Linked DNA regions of Homo sapiens: regions 2 and 3 are each linked to region 1. Evidence: chromatin contacts called from ENCODE Hi-C or POLR2A ChIA-PET data. All regions are on one chromosome and are shown on one strand. Each heading gives the region's core, a stretch centred on a gene start or an enhancer-like site at or near the end of the contact. The rest is flanking DNA. Distances are from core to core; before and after follow the strand shown. Region 1 overlaps TRPC4 (transient receptor potential cation channel subfamily C member 4). Region 2 overlaps TRPC4 (transient receptor potential cation channel subfamily C member 4). Region 3 overlaps TRPC4 (transient receptor potential cation channel subfamily C member 4).

Region 1 (4,785 bases), core at 1,109-3,608:
ATTTCATATGATGATAGTGTTGGTGAGGCAGAGGCTGATTAAACTTCTGAAACCATTCCTGAGTCTACATTTAAAATTGGTTTGGCAACTGATCTGAGACAATGAGTGAGCAGTAATGGAAAGCTGAAAATGAGAAAGGCAAAGGAAATAAAGCATGTGTGTGGGTGATGAACCCAACGTTGAACTTAGCAAACAAAACAGCAAGCAAACAAAACCCAATTTAGGTGGTAGGAAGGTCGAGTCAATAAATAATGTTCGTTCTTTGAAAATCACAAAGGGTAGCAGTTGGTACAAAGTCTACCTCTATTCACCAATACCCTTCTCAGAGCACATATACATTGTTCCAAACTATTATGGAAAATAGATTAAAAATGCTAGTTATTTCTAGGTAGCTACCTAGATGCTTTCTTAAAACTTGAATAGAGGTGTGGAGGCAGAAAATTATACAGTATTGAAGAAAGCACCATTTGACTTTTGAATCATGTAGGTGAGTAATAGATGAAAATGGTGGATGGAAAGCAGTGAGGAAGGCTCAGATCCTGGCCTTCCATGAATGGGCTGGTTCTCCAGTCTCTAATGAGCCACTGACATTTTCCACACAGAGGAGTGGCATGTTCAGAATGGGTGTTTCACTTTTAATCAAAGTCTCCTGGAGAGACTCCTACTGAAGAATGAACACTGCTCTACTATCTCCCAGTAGGTCAAGAATTCAGAAAGGAAAAAAGAGACAGAATGGGAATGAATATTAGTTGTTCTTATGAAATAAAATGATATAAGCGCACTTTGCTTTTCCCTTCTCTATTCCTTTTAACATAATATCAAGACCTATAGTTTTAGAAAAAATTAAATTGTTCCAGACCTTAGAAAATAGGAAACTCATTTCATAGCTTCTTTCCAGAATCAAAAGTTGATATCACAGAATGGAGTTGTTTCTCTACCCATCTAATTTATACATATAAATAATATATGTGAAGGGTTATATTTGTTTCAAATGTGTTAGGTCCTATAAGCAGAATTTTTAAACTGTAGCCTTAAGGTTGAGAATAAGATCACTTCCTTTTATGCTCTCTAATCTCTTTTCTGTCTCCCTGACAAAAGCTCTGCTGACTATCTTGGCTGACAGATTTTCTGGGCTTAAAAAAGATAACAATAATAATACTCTGTTTTTTAATGATCTGTTAATTGAGGTTGGAATTAAATTAGTCTATAATATACAGAGAAAAAGTTATGTGTTTTGGAAACAGCAGAGGCAACACAGTCACCGACCTCTCAGGTTGTGCTATTTGCTCCAACTTGTATGGCAACAGAGCTGGCAACTGCACAAAAACAACACATAAAAGAGCCAAAAAAGAGAAAAAGGGACAAAAAGAGTTATAGTTCCCTATAATTCTGTCAGTCTTTGATATCATTTTCACAAAGCAGACAGGAATAAAGAGTAAAGTATCTGTTGAATGGAAATTATTCTTTGGCGTAATTTTATTTTTTATTCTTTATTGGCTCATCTAATTGTCAATGATTCCTGCTGATCAAACATCTGGGATGTTCCTCCCCGGCTGCACCATCTCTCCAGCTCCTCTGCCATCTCTCTCATCTAGGTCTTTTATTTTTTACAAGGATTATTGAGTAATCAGCTTCCCTCTCTCATTCTTTTTTTAAACAGCCTAAGTTATGTTCCTAAAAATGAGGCATGTATCATTTCCTCTCCGTCATCATTGTCATTTCCAGCATTTCCACTTGCCACACGTGCAAGTGTTGCTTGTTCCCATCCTGGTCTCTGTGGCCCTTCATGCTAGCTTCCTGAGAAAATGCACATCCCAGTAAGTAAGGACAAATCATGAGGCAGGGTGAAGGATGACCTGAAAATAAGGAACAAACTACTGTACGTGAGCATATTAGTCACTGAAAACAGACCTATAACCATCAATAGTTCAAAGAAACTCAAACTGCAACCCAAAGAATCTGCGTATGAATAAGGACTTCACTGATTATTTTCTGACCCAAGGTACTGCTATTATTGTGGATATTGAAATGTTTTATACATAAACTATATCTCCATATGGTATTGAGATTTTGTTAAAATTTATTTGCTCATTGTGTTAGTTCCTAAGGGCTGCCATAAAAAGTACCATAAATTAGGTGGCTTAAAACAACATATTTTTTTTTTCTCATAGTTCTGAAAATGTGAATTCTAAAACCAGAGTGTTGGCAGCGCCATGCTTTCTCTGAGACTCTGGGTAGAATCTTTCCTTGACTTTAGCAACCTTCTGGTAAGCGACTGTGAATTCAAGGCATTCCTTGGCCTGACAGCTGTGTCATTCCAATCTCTGCCTCTGCCATCACGTGGCATTCTCCCTGTATGCCTCATTTCACATCATCTTCTCTCTTTTTATAAGATAACCAGTCATATTGGAGTAAGAGTCTGTCCCACTCCAGAATGACCTCATCTTCAGTAATTTATTGTGCAATGATCTGTTTCCAAATAAAGTCACGTTCTGAGGCAGGCACTTGGGGTTTGGACATTAGCATGTCTTTTTGCCAGATACAATTTAAACCATAACATCCATAGTTACTCATTTTCTAGTAGTTGTCTAGTATATAGTTTTTGACTCTATAGTTTACATAAAAATTGATATTTCAAATATTCCAAATATATTTCAAGATCATAAATAATTTTAAAAACCAGATAACTTTGTTTATAACACTGTTTTATTAAATATGATTGTTAGCCTAAATTAATGTTCTGGAAAAATTGAAGAAATATCACAGTGGTGAATTGTGGCATTAGATCCCTGTCTTCCAACTATACAGTTTTCCTCTACCTCTTATATCATATTTTAAAATTTTCTTATTTTGTCACAAGGATTGATAATAAATGGCAATAAATAAAAGAAACAAGGAAGAGAAAAATATCAATAACCTTATGAAATGAGGGGACCCTACACATAGGCAGTCAGCTATATACATAATGCGATTTTCGAAGGTCTGAAAAAGGTCATATATATAAAACCATCTCCCATATCAGTCTTCTGTTACAATTAAATCTTCCTAAGAGCTTTCTGAAGACTTGCATATTTTAGCTGGAATAAAACATTACATTGCTTAGACAAAAGAGGAATTAAGCAACTAGTACATAGTTGTCATCTAGTGAAGATAGGGCTTTTTATGCAATGGGATGAAAAAAAATTGAAGGTTGGAAAAAAGAAGGGTCATAAAGCTTTAATGTAGTCCAGCACTGTACCCTTAGTAAAGAATTCCAGGGATGCAGGAGAAAATACATGTATAAGGATTATCTGAGAGAAAGCATCTGAAAGGTGGTAGTTGTATGTGCTAGGACTCTCCAATATAAGAAAAAGTTTGACTAGTATAGTTGCGCTTGGTTTCATCACGTTCCTAAGGTTGAATTATCCACATAGCTCCTCTTTAGGAAAATTGCCACTTGAAAGCCACACAGGTACATAAAATTCAATAAGTTCACAATTTAATTAACATTTTGGACCATAACACTGTTTACCCATCTATGTTTATTGTGTTGATAAGTGGTACAACGTCTACCTAGATGCAACATGAACTCTTCTCCATCCATTCATAGCATAATTTAAGATTTAGAGAGTTCCTACCACCAAAAAAAACCAGTGTTTTGTAACTCACCTTCTCCCTGACCAAGTATAATTAACCAAATATAATAATGAGGAAACAAAAAACTCAAATAAAAAATGGGGACTAAAATTTGAAGAGACAGCATCAAAAGATATATAGATGGCAAATAAACACATGAAAAGATGCCCAACATCTGTTGCACATTAGGGAAATGCAAATCAAAGTCACAATGAAGTATCACTGCATACCTATTAGAATGACTAAAATTAAAAAAAATATCTAATTAAAACATATGTTGATACATGTTTGCAGACACTTAAACTTTCATACATTGAACAACAAAATATAAATAGCTTTTTAAAAAGAGTTTGCAGTTTGGTTTGGTTTGTTTTTAAATTAAATATACATCTACCAATGATACATCCATTCTTACTCTAGGCATTTATCCAAAATAAAATAGAAAATAAAAAAGAAAATAGAAAATAAAAATTTATATACATAAAAACACTTGACTACAAATATCATAGTAGCTTTTTTGTAATAGCCTCAAACTGGAACAAGCCAAATGTCCACCAACCCAGGACTGGATAAGCAAAATATGGTATATTCATATAATGGAAGATTAGTCAGCAATGAAAAGGAATGAACTGTTGTATTGATATACACACATGGTTGAATATTTTTTAAATTATGCAGAATGAAAGAAGCCAAAGGAAAAAAAGAACACATACTGTATAATCCCATTTATATAAACTCTAGAAAATAAAAACTAATCTAGTGACAGGCAGCAGATCAACAGTTGCCTACGGGGGAATGGGGAGGGTGCAAGGAAGAATTATAAAAGAGCAGAAGGTAACCTGTGATGGTGATGGATGTGTTCTCTATCTTAATTTGTTTATGTTTTCACAGGTGTATACATTTTACAAAAACTTACCAAAGTACTCACTTTAAATATGGGCAGTTAATTGTATGTCAATTTTCCTTCAATAAAGTTGCTATAAAATAAGTCTGGCTGAGCATGGTGGCTCATGCCTGTAATCCCAGCACTTTGGGAAGCCAAGGCAGGCAGATCACTTAAGGTCAGGAGTTTGAGACCAGCCTGGCCAATATGGTGAGACCCCATCTCTACTAAAAATACAAAAAGTAGCCAGAAATTGCTTGAACCCAGGAGGCAGAGGTTGCAGTGAG
Region 2 (4,785 bases), core at 1,317-3,816, 45 kb after region 1:
AGTGAACAGAGAACCAATATTTTCTTCAGATAGATGTAAACAGTCTTTTGAGAACTCACTCAAACACAAAGCAATTATGCTGGCTGATTAAGGGTAAGAAGTATGAGATTCTGTTATTTAATACAGCATTTTTAATATATGGAAATTTTACAAGAAATTTATTACTCCCTTGCGATGAACTTACTTGGTTTCTTATTCCTGACAAATCAAAAAAATGAGCAAGATATGAGAAAAGTTTTAGTACTTACATCTGCTATTGTACTAAAGTCTTTTATTTTATTAACACTTTATAATAAGTATTTACTGATATAAATAAAACAATACCATATAATTTACTAAGAGTCTTCACACATCCACATATTTTACACTTCCTAAAAACCTGTGAGGAAAATGTTGTCTATATATACAGTTGTCCCCAAGCATCTGTGGGGGATTGGTTCCAGGACCTCATGTGGATACCAAAATCCATGGCTGCTCTAGCCCTGCAGCAGTTGGCCCTACGGGACCCATGGATAGGAAAAAATCAGCCTTCCATATCTGAATGTTCCACATCCTATGAATGCTGCATTTTCCATCCACATTTGGTTGAATCCAAGGATGCGGAACCTGCAGATACAGAAGGCTGATTATTTATATATATATATGCGTATATATATATATATATATATATATATATATATATATACACACACACACACACTTATATATACGTATATATGTATATATATACGTATATATGTATATATACGTATATATATATATATATAATTTCAAATATTAAATCCATTCAGCAGGTGAGAATACTGAAGCTTAAGGAAATCTATCTGTGACCCCCTAAAGTTACAAGACTTATAAATAGCAGAGCCAGAAATCTCAGTCTGGACATACTAAAATTCATTAGTTTTTCCATTATACCACAGTCAATGTGTACATTTTAAGACAGAGGCCAAAAACATCAATTATTAAACCATTTATTACCACTCTTCAATGTGATTCATAATTATTAATCCGGTAGACAATAAATGTCATCCACTTACAGCTGAATAGAAAATGCTCTAAAACCCAAAACTAATTTTGTGAGTAGCAGTTTGCTTCACTGTGATTAAACTCTATGGCATTTTGATGGATCAAGTCTGGCAACACTCACCTCTTTTTGACGGTACTTAATGGCCAATTTTAGTCTTGCAAGATCATTTCCACTTTGTTCTTCTATGAGACTATTGTCATCTCGGTAATTAAGAATGATTTCCAGTTCTCTGGAACTTCTCGTCTGATCCAGTAGGTCCTTAGCAAATTGTTTGCACTGCCGTGACAGCTCTTCATACTCCGACTTGAATTCATTTTCCACCTTGCTCAGTTCCTGAAGTTCCCAACTTAACTGAAAGGCTGTGAGAAAAGGATCTTCGCTTGACAGTGCAATGAGAGAGGGACTGGCCAAGGCCTTGTAGATGTTGAGTCTGGAGCGTGAGTGACGGAGGCTGTCCACATCTGAACTGGACACGCATTCCACACAGTTACAGCGGACCTCGTGGGGTCGAGGCACTGAGACTCCTTTCTGAACCAAGAGTTTTATTATCTCATAATTATTTGTATGGGCTGCCAAAATGATTGGTGTAATGTCTGGAGTGAATTCAGAGAACTGCTTATCAAGGAGTATAGGAGGCACCTAAAAAAAAAAAAGGCAGAGGTGATGAATATTTATTCTTTTGTTCAAGTCTGTGAATTTCATACACCATGCTATAGCAATATGGAACAGGGTTTATATGTCCTTGGCCGGGTTTTTTTTTTTTTGTAGGAGAGATATGGTCTTTTCCCCTACAAAAAGACCAGACAAAATTGGAAAAAAAAACTTTCCAATATGATGCATTATTCTTTTTTTAATCTGAATTATGACATTTTACAGCATCTTAAAATAGGTGGTTATGGAAACTCTTTACTTGATGAATGTCTTTATTTCTTTTAAATAAGCCCAACTTATTTTCCAGCTGACACTATTTTCTTTGCTTTCTCAGAGATGTTGAGGTCCAAAATAATCAAGAAATACACTCAAAAACAGCTAATGATTTGTTTTAAACCCAAGCTCTTTCTCTGCAGTAGAAGTCCTTTAATTCCTCAATTAGGTTTTGTCTTTTGTTTGTTTTTACTGTGTTTTAGCTTCTGCTTTCCTATCATTCAGCCTAGTGACTAAATGTGGCAGCAAAAATAAGTGGGCTGGCCTCATGCTTCCTCTTTTCATCTGTGCTTTTCTGGTATATTTTCCAGATGACAAGAGGTGCTCCATAACTAGCATTACTGTTTTATTAGAAATAAGCAAGCATTGAGTCGAGTCAGCAGTGTGAATTCCACTGAATCAGGTCACCAATGTGTTTATGCACGATTTCCTTTGGGTTATACTCTAGGGATGGTAATGATGAAAATAATAATAGCCGCCATTTAGTAAGCATCTGCCAGGTACATTAACCCTCACCCTTTATTATTCACATTTTATGGATGTAGTTCCTCAGTGAGTAAGTGGAAGGTCTACAATCTGATCTGCAATTTCCACATACTTTAAAGACCTTATATAATAAACACAGGTTCACCTGTCTGACACCCAACCCTGAGTGAATTGCACTGCACTATGTTGCTTTAGCACTTTTAGTTTATTTATTTTTGCTGGCACAAAGCCATAGAGGCATTTATGAAAAGTTAATGCTACATAAGGGCAGTTAAACAGGCATGGCAAAAAAAAATGATGACTCACGTCACATTGAAATATGCTGCTGGAAAAATGAAGGAAACCACAAAAGGATCAGAGGAAAACCATATGGAGAAAAACGACACTCATGATGACACTTCATTAATGCTACTTTTAAATATAGGTACATTTTTATATGTGGACAATTACACACATTTTAAAGTCATCTGGCCATATAGGATATCCATTGGTTTCATGAGAAACACTAAAGATAATAGGAATGAAATTATCGATTTAAAATATCCTTTACAGAGGTATGCAATTATTTAATAGTGAAGATGGTAATAAACACTTTTTGAAATGTGCTTATGAGTACTAGGGTGACCACACTGCCTGTTAAGATAGTGTTTTACTTTTGTGCACTTTGAGGCCACTGTGAAGGTAAATAAAGTTTCCTTGGTCACAAGTACTGCAATCTCGTGTCAGTAAATCTGATAACCAAGATGGCTCTTAAGTGACTAAGGTTTGGGAAATGGTTTCAGTGTGCATTTGCCTGACAAAGTGAGAATTTACGTCCCAGGTGAGATGGAGTGGGACAACGTGAGATTTCATCGTGCTGTTCAGAATGGTGCAAAATTTACAACTTATGTATTATTTCTGGAATTTTCAATTTAATGTTTTTGGACCACAGTTAAGCATTGGTAACTGAAACTGATGAAAGCAAAACCTTGGATATGAGGAGACTACTGTACTTTTAGTGTTTTCTGTGGCAGACAATGAGGGAAGACAAAACAATGTAACTAAATAATTTCCTATATTAGATGTATGTTTAAGTGACATGTAATTTGAAGGCAATTTCTGGATTCAGTACAATTTCATCTTGGATTTCTATGCTTTTTAAGCTGTTAAGAATTTCAAATTTATTAACCATAAAATATATCTTTATAGAATATTGCAGAAAATTTTATTTTAAAAATAAGTATAATATATCCATACAGAATGGCATACATTTTTTTTCAAAAAAATAACAGTGTGAAAGTATTAAAGAGAGATATAGTAAGTTTATTAAAATATGTGAGAATATACCAAGAATAAATCTGCTGTTTGAGTTTTAATACTCAATAAACCATTGCATTGGTTTGTTGAATGGTCAATTGATTGGTCAGTAATGATATGGCTTGGCTTTATGTCTCCACCCAAATCTCATTAAGAATTTCAAATTCATTAACCATAAAATATATCTTTGTAGAATATTGCAGAAAATTTTATTTTAAAAATAAGTATAGTATATCCATACTGAATAGCATACATTTTTTTCAAAAAATAACAGTGTAAAAGTATTAAAGAGAGATACAGTAAGTTTATTAAAATATGTGAGAATATACCAAGAATAAATCTGCTGTTTGAGTTTTAATACTCAATAAACCATTGCACTGGTTTGTTGAATGGTCAATTGGTTGGTCAGTAATGATATGGTTTGGCTTTGTGTCCTCACCCAAATCTCATCTTGAATTGTACTCCTCATGTATACAGGGATATAGTTGGTGAGCAGCGACTGGATCATGGGGATGGTTTCTCCCATGCTGTTCTTGTAATAGAGAGTTCTCACAATATCTGGCTGTTTGATAAGTGTCTGGCACTTCCCCTTTCTTGCTCTCTCTCTCTCCTGCTGCCATGTAAGATGTGCCTTGCTTCCATTTTGCCTTCTGCCACGATTATAAGTTTCTTGAGGGCTCCCCAGCTATATGGAACTGTGAGTCAATTAAGCCTCTTTCCTTTATAAATTACCCAGTCTCAGGTAGTGTCTTTATAGAACAGTGAAAACGGACTAATACAGTAAATAACTATTTTTAAATTACATAATTATAATTATTTTAGAGCTTACTCTTACTCTAAAATGTATTCGAAATTTAACATTATATGTTGTCTTTACCATTAATTGCCTGGCACCCAGCTGGTCATAGATTGTTAGACATCAGGAACTGATTGTCTTAGCTGGACTCCGTGGGGGACTCTGCTGGGACCCTGACTCAGCCAGGCAGGCAAAATATTAGTGTTTATCTAGGTCTCAGGGGACAGGTTTGGGTCCTCTCCGATTGCATGAAGAC
Region 3 (4,785 bases), core at 1,379-3,878, 45 kb before region 1:
GTTTTTCATCAGTGATGAGTGTCTTATGAGAAAAATTGCCTCCCTAAGGATGGTTGAAGTAAAATTCAGAGTTTTGCTTGACAAAAAAACAGTAATAACACTTCAGAGATTTAACCATAGATTCAAAGGTGTAATGGAATGTAATTATTTATGAAGAAAATGGGAAAACTATAATTACGATTATAAAATGCTACTTGTCTAAGGTATAAATATGAAAGACTTAACTATATTTCATTCCACTAAGAGTTCTGTTTTGCTGCTATTGCTAGTGGTCCTAGACGTATATCACTAGTATATAAGTTCAAGCAGATAAGTTCAACTTTGTCTTTCTTGTGCATTGCTGTATTTCTGGTGCCCAGAACAGTACTGGAAAACACAGTATGTACCCAGTAATTATGTATTGAATGAATAAATAAATAACTTGTGCTACGTTGTTTAGATTCCAGAGTTTCAAAAAAACATGTATTGTATCGTGTATTATCCTACAGAAGTTAATATTACTTCTCTTAATACATTGCTTTCCCTGAGCTTTAAGAAATTGAAAATCCTGTGGCTTCTCCCCTTCCCAGACTCCTCTCTGGGTTATCTTTTGTATCTTCCCCTGTAGGGATGACTTCGCTTATATGAGAGTGGTAGGTTAAATGGACCGACAGGAGGCAAAACCTATTGTACACGGCGCAGAGATGAGCTGCTTGTTTATTAGTCAGACCTCAGCTACTACTTCCCATAGCCAATGGCTGCCTGGCAAAATGGATTTGGTTTATCTTTGTAATCATGTGTAACATGACAAAATCAGATTAATTTATAGCTACATATAGTGTGCTACTGCTCAGAAATTTCAAATTAACCATTTATAATTCTTATCTGTCTAATCAATAGCTAATTATAGATTTTATTTACGATGATAAGAAGATGGAGTATAGCTAAGAACAACACATTCTAGAGGAAACATTGAATTAAAATAAAGCTGGTCAACTTACAGCAATCAGTTGGTAAGAATTATTCATCATAGCTATTAACATGTTGAGTAGAACAACCAGAGAGATGACATTGTATGTCCCAAACATGGTGGCACCAACAAACTCAGTAAATTCATGCTGTGCTTTGACATTGGTCACATATAAATTGATGAGCCCAAATATTGACCAAAACAGGGACTGCAGTGTCTCAAATAACCTGTAATAAAGATAAAATGATACTAATAGCTATATTAATGGAATCATTATACATGGGATAAAACAATAAAGCTTGGCATGATTATATATATATATATATATAATTAACTTAAACATTAATATCAACAGTAAAATAACCTTTTAGGACAATTATAAAATTAAACGATAAAAAGAGTGAAATAAAACTGTTTTCCTCAAACTAGTAGAAATGGTGTACTTAAATTTCCCAAGAGCTTTGAAAGCTAAATTTAGTTTCCTAGGGCAGAGAGAGGCAAATGTGGCATGGGTACTGAGTTAAGAATGGTTTTCACTTTCTAAAATGGTTGGGAAAAAAATCAAAAGAGTGATATTTTATGACATGAAAATTATGTAAAATTCACATCTCTATATCCATAAATAAAATTTTATTGAAACACATCCATTCTCATTCATTTATGCATTTTCTATAGCTTCTTTTGTGCTACAATGGCAGAAGAAAGTAGTTATAGCAGAGAACATATGGCTCAGAAAACCTAAAATATTTACTATCTGCTCCTTTTCATAGAACATTTGTCAATCTCTGTCCTAGGGCACTAAGTCATCACTAATAAATGATAGATCCCAAATTTTAGGCTTTAAAAAGTTTGCTCTTTTACTGATTTTGCTTTGGTTGTAGGAGAATTGAGAACATTATAATTACTACAGATTTCTATGTTTACAACTAAAATTGGACATAATGCATCTTGTAAGATGGTAAAGAGTCTCAGAATGCTTACGTAATAAAATTTGATGGGTTTTTGGTTTTTTTGGTATTTCAAGGAACATTTTATTTATTCTAGCCAATGAATGAACTCTGGCTATTTTATTGAAAATAATGTCCCTTTAACTTACTCCAAAAAATGAAATAAGCTGAGGACTATCTGAACTCAAATGGAGAATTGTTTGTTTCAAAGGGACCATAATAATACATTAATATAGTGTAATAAAACGATGATAGAGATTTCATACTTCTTGGTAAATCGTTAAAATGAGACTATATTTAAATTACAAAAATAAAATGAAAACCTTCTCATACACGGCATGATGACTAAGGAGGTAGGATTTCTGTCTATTGGGAGATTAGCATTAGATTGGAATGGTGTTGCAGAACCAAGTCAATTATGGCTTCTGGCAACTCCCAGCCCCAGTGGCATTGTCCCCTGTATGCCCTTTTATGGAAAGGTAGTCCTTGTGTAAGACTCTGGAGCTTCTCACCCAATACCTCCATGGACTAAGTCAATCATGGTCAAGTGACCCAAGGAGAGAAAATTCATATAAGGCCAGTGGCCTGTGGCATGCATTAAGGCAAAAAAGATCAGAATTCCCCTCTAGAGAAGTTTGCCTTAAAAATATCAAGATAATTGCCCAAAGGGGTTGGGATGACAGGGGTTATGATGTGGAGTCAGAGTCACTGGAATGACGGGATGCCAAAGGTTTGAGACAGCACAAACTAAGAAGCAGAGAATTGAGGATGAATAAGCCAGGCAATAAGTAAACTCGGAATAAGGATGAAGTAGCTGACTCATTTTAATGCTGACACACAGAGTAACAATCCCATGGCCCAGCACTACGTCAACTCCGGCTCTTCCCAAAGCTGGGGCTTGCTCTAGGTTCTGCCCTTGCAAAGATAAACCCTTACTCAGAAGACTGAAGGGCTATAATTCTTTGCATGTTTTTTTATAACTAAATGCCTGTTACTTGAAATAAGCTGTGAATTCTAGTGCATATAACCAGGAGATTCCAGCTAAATATGCCTAATTGGCATTCAGGATGGAAATTGCTTTTTTAAAAAGGTAAAAAATTTCATATTTTTAATTGAGCAACTAATTTTAAGACAGAAAATTTAACTATTTATTTTCTAGACCTGTAAAATGACGGAACAACAGATTATTGTGAAGGAGAAAGGGCACTGATCTGATCAACTTTAGCCAGACTGTGATTCTTAAATGGAATGCTGTGCATTCTACGAGGAGGTGATCACATATTCTTAGAGGAAAACCCAGGTGCCAGATTCCAACAATAATAGAGAGAATTCAATCTGACTCATTGGCCCTAGACAAAGGCCACTAAAGCTACTCTTTGAAAATTTCTCAGGAAAAAGTAAATTTGGCCCATGGCCATGAATTCTTTATTTTTAGTAACTTTAAAGACAACTTCTAAAATTAATCATAGTGTCCTTTGGATTTAATGTGAAAGAATTGTATTCTTTCTTTCCAAATAGTTTATGTTCTCACTGTGAGTATACACATAAAAATCAGCTGGTTTTCCTGACATGAATAGCAATTTAAGGAAAGTTGTAAGTTAAATATTATAAGTTATACAATATATAGTGTAAAATGTTACCACATAAACCCCATTACAGGTTCTTTTTCAAATAAAAACAATGATGCAGAATAAACCACTTATTATTTTGAATAGTACACATTTGCTCCTGTCTACATAGTAACTACTAATTTTAGGAAACATTAATAAATACTTTTGCAAAATATTTATTGATGTTTAAAAAAATTTAAAGGGGAAAATTCTAAATAAAGTGACATTTCATGATTACTTATAGATTATTTCTTTCTTTTATTTTCCTTCTTTTAGTGGAATAAGTCAGTGGTGAGATTTAAAGACTAGTTCCACTTAACTAAAATATATTTATTTCTCAGAGGAATTAAGACCCTGGCCTTAGTGTTTCTCAATGAATTGTTCAGATAACAGGTGGATTTTTAAAAAATCAGTCTAAGTTAACATTTCAAAGCCACTGCTTTCAGAAATGTTTTTGTCATTAGTAATTCCCAAATCTATTGAGACCAACATTGCCCATACATTGAAGGATCATTACTTAAAGTATCACATCTCAGAATGCCTTTACGTGACTAATATTTTTCTTGTTCTGTGGTAAGATATGAACTGAAAACTCTCCAAGATAATGCTACAATTTAATTAAGTGACATTTAGTATAAAACTTGGGTTGAAGACTAAATCCTAACAGTCTGTATGGGTGGACTTAGGTCCTGCCTTCCTAATGATAGCATTTTATCTCTTGCTTTGAATATATTGCTCAACATATGCTTTATACAATTAGCTTGTTTCCCTGATTATATATTTACAGCCAGAAGAATTGAACGTGTAAAAAAGTAATGTATTCCATTGTTGAAATTTTCCTCTATCCCATGGGACTAAAACAATGAGCAAACATAAATTAATAAAAAATTCATCTGAATATTTTATCTTTAGTTTATAAGCAAAAATGAAATATTAAAATAATGTATGACTCCAACTGGCCAGTTACAACCATTAGGAATACAGCTCCAACAAATATAAAAGGGCTTTGCTTAATGAGACAATACCTGTCACAAAGCCTGTGCCCCTCTCTTCATAAGAAAGTACCTTACCAGGGGCTAATAGCTTAAAATTGCACATAGAATAGTTTCAACAACTAAATATTTTGTGTTTTTTGGTAACATGTAGTTCTTCTCAGGGTAATGAGAAAATAACCTGGAAAGGAGCAGGAGGAAGTATGTATTCACTGGTGGGAAACGGCATGAAGATGCATAGAAGACATGGATCACAGCCTGACACTGGGCATTCAGTCAGGGAGAAG

What was found. A loop is a pair of places that touch in the nucleus more often than their neighbours do. ChIA-PET counts read pairs that join two places held with the same protein, here RNA polymerase II (POLR2A). Pooled maps may share reads with other maps.
Region 2: a map of endothelial cell of umbilical vein shows a loop between it and region 1 (5-fold over the local background). The contact joins two enhancer-like sites. A Hi-C loop is called at or near these places in 1 of 168 maps with a recorded cell type or tissue (endothelial cell of umbilical vein) and 2 of 50 pooled maps.
Region 3: a map of endothelial cell of umbilical vein shows a loop between it and region 1 (7-fold over the local background). The contact joins two enhancer-like sites. A Hi-C loop is called at or near these places in 4 of 168 maps with a recorded cell type or tissue (IMR-90, PC-9, endothelial cell of hepatic sinusoid and 1 more) and 3 of 50 pooled maps. POLR2A ChIA-PET finds 5 or more read pairs at or near these places in 2 of 52 experiments (MCF 10A and endothelial cell of umbilical vein).

Annotation. Positions count from the first base shown.
Region 1 is chr13:37,699,798-37,704,582 of GRCh38, forward strand. The region is part of intron 3 of TRPC4 (transient receptor potential cation channel subfamily C member 4); the gene reads right to left. Among named protein-coding and RNA genes, the nearest start is that of POSTN, 100 kb to the left of the region's middle. Within about 2 kb of position 2,359, at least 5 of the 41 ENCODE cell types and tissues checked have a DNase peak (open chromatin) inside an H3K27ac peak, as active enhancers do; they include IMR-90 and endothelial cell of umbilical vein, where a contact is called at or near this core.
Region 2 is chr13:37,744,790-37,749,574 of GRCh38, forward strand. It overlaps TRPC4 (transient receptor potential cation channel subfamily C member 4), which reads right to left. Exons shown (of 11, transcript NM_016179.4): 3 at 1,148-1,666. Among named protein-coding and RNA genes, the nearest start is that of TRPC4, 120 kb to the right of the region's middle. RefSeq lists a silencer at 2,503-2,797. Within about 2 kb of position 2,567, at least 3 of the 41 ENCODE cell types and tissues checked have a DNase peak (open chromatin) inside an H3K27ac peak, as active enhancers do; they include endothelial cell of umbilical vein, where a contact is called at or near this core.
Region 3 is chr13:37,654,108-37,658,892 of GRCh38, forward strand. TRPC4 (transient receptor potential cation channel subfamily C member 4) reads right to left here. Exons shown (of 11, transcript NM_016179.4): 7 at 981-1,176. Among named protein-coding and RNA genes, the nearest start is that of POSTN, 58 kb to the left of the region's middle. Within about 2 kb of position 2,629, at least 5 of the 41 ENCODE cell types and tissues checked have a DNase peak (open chromatin) inside an H3K27ac peak, as active enhancers do; they include IMR-90 and endothelial cell of umbilical vein, where a contact is called at or near this core.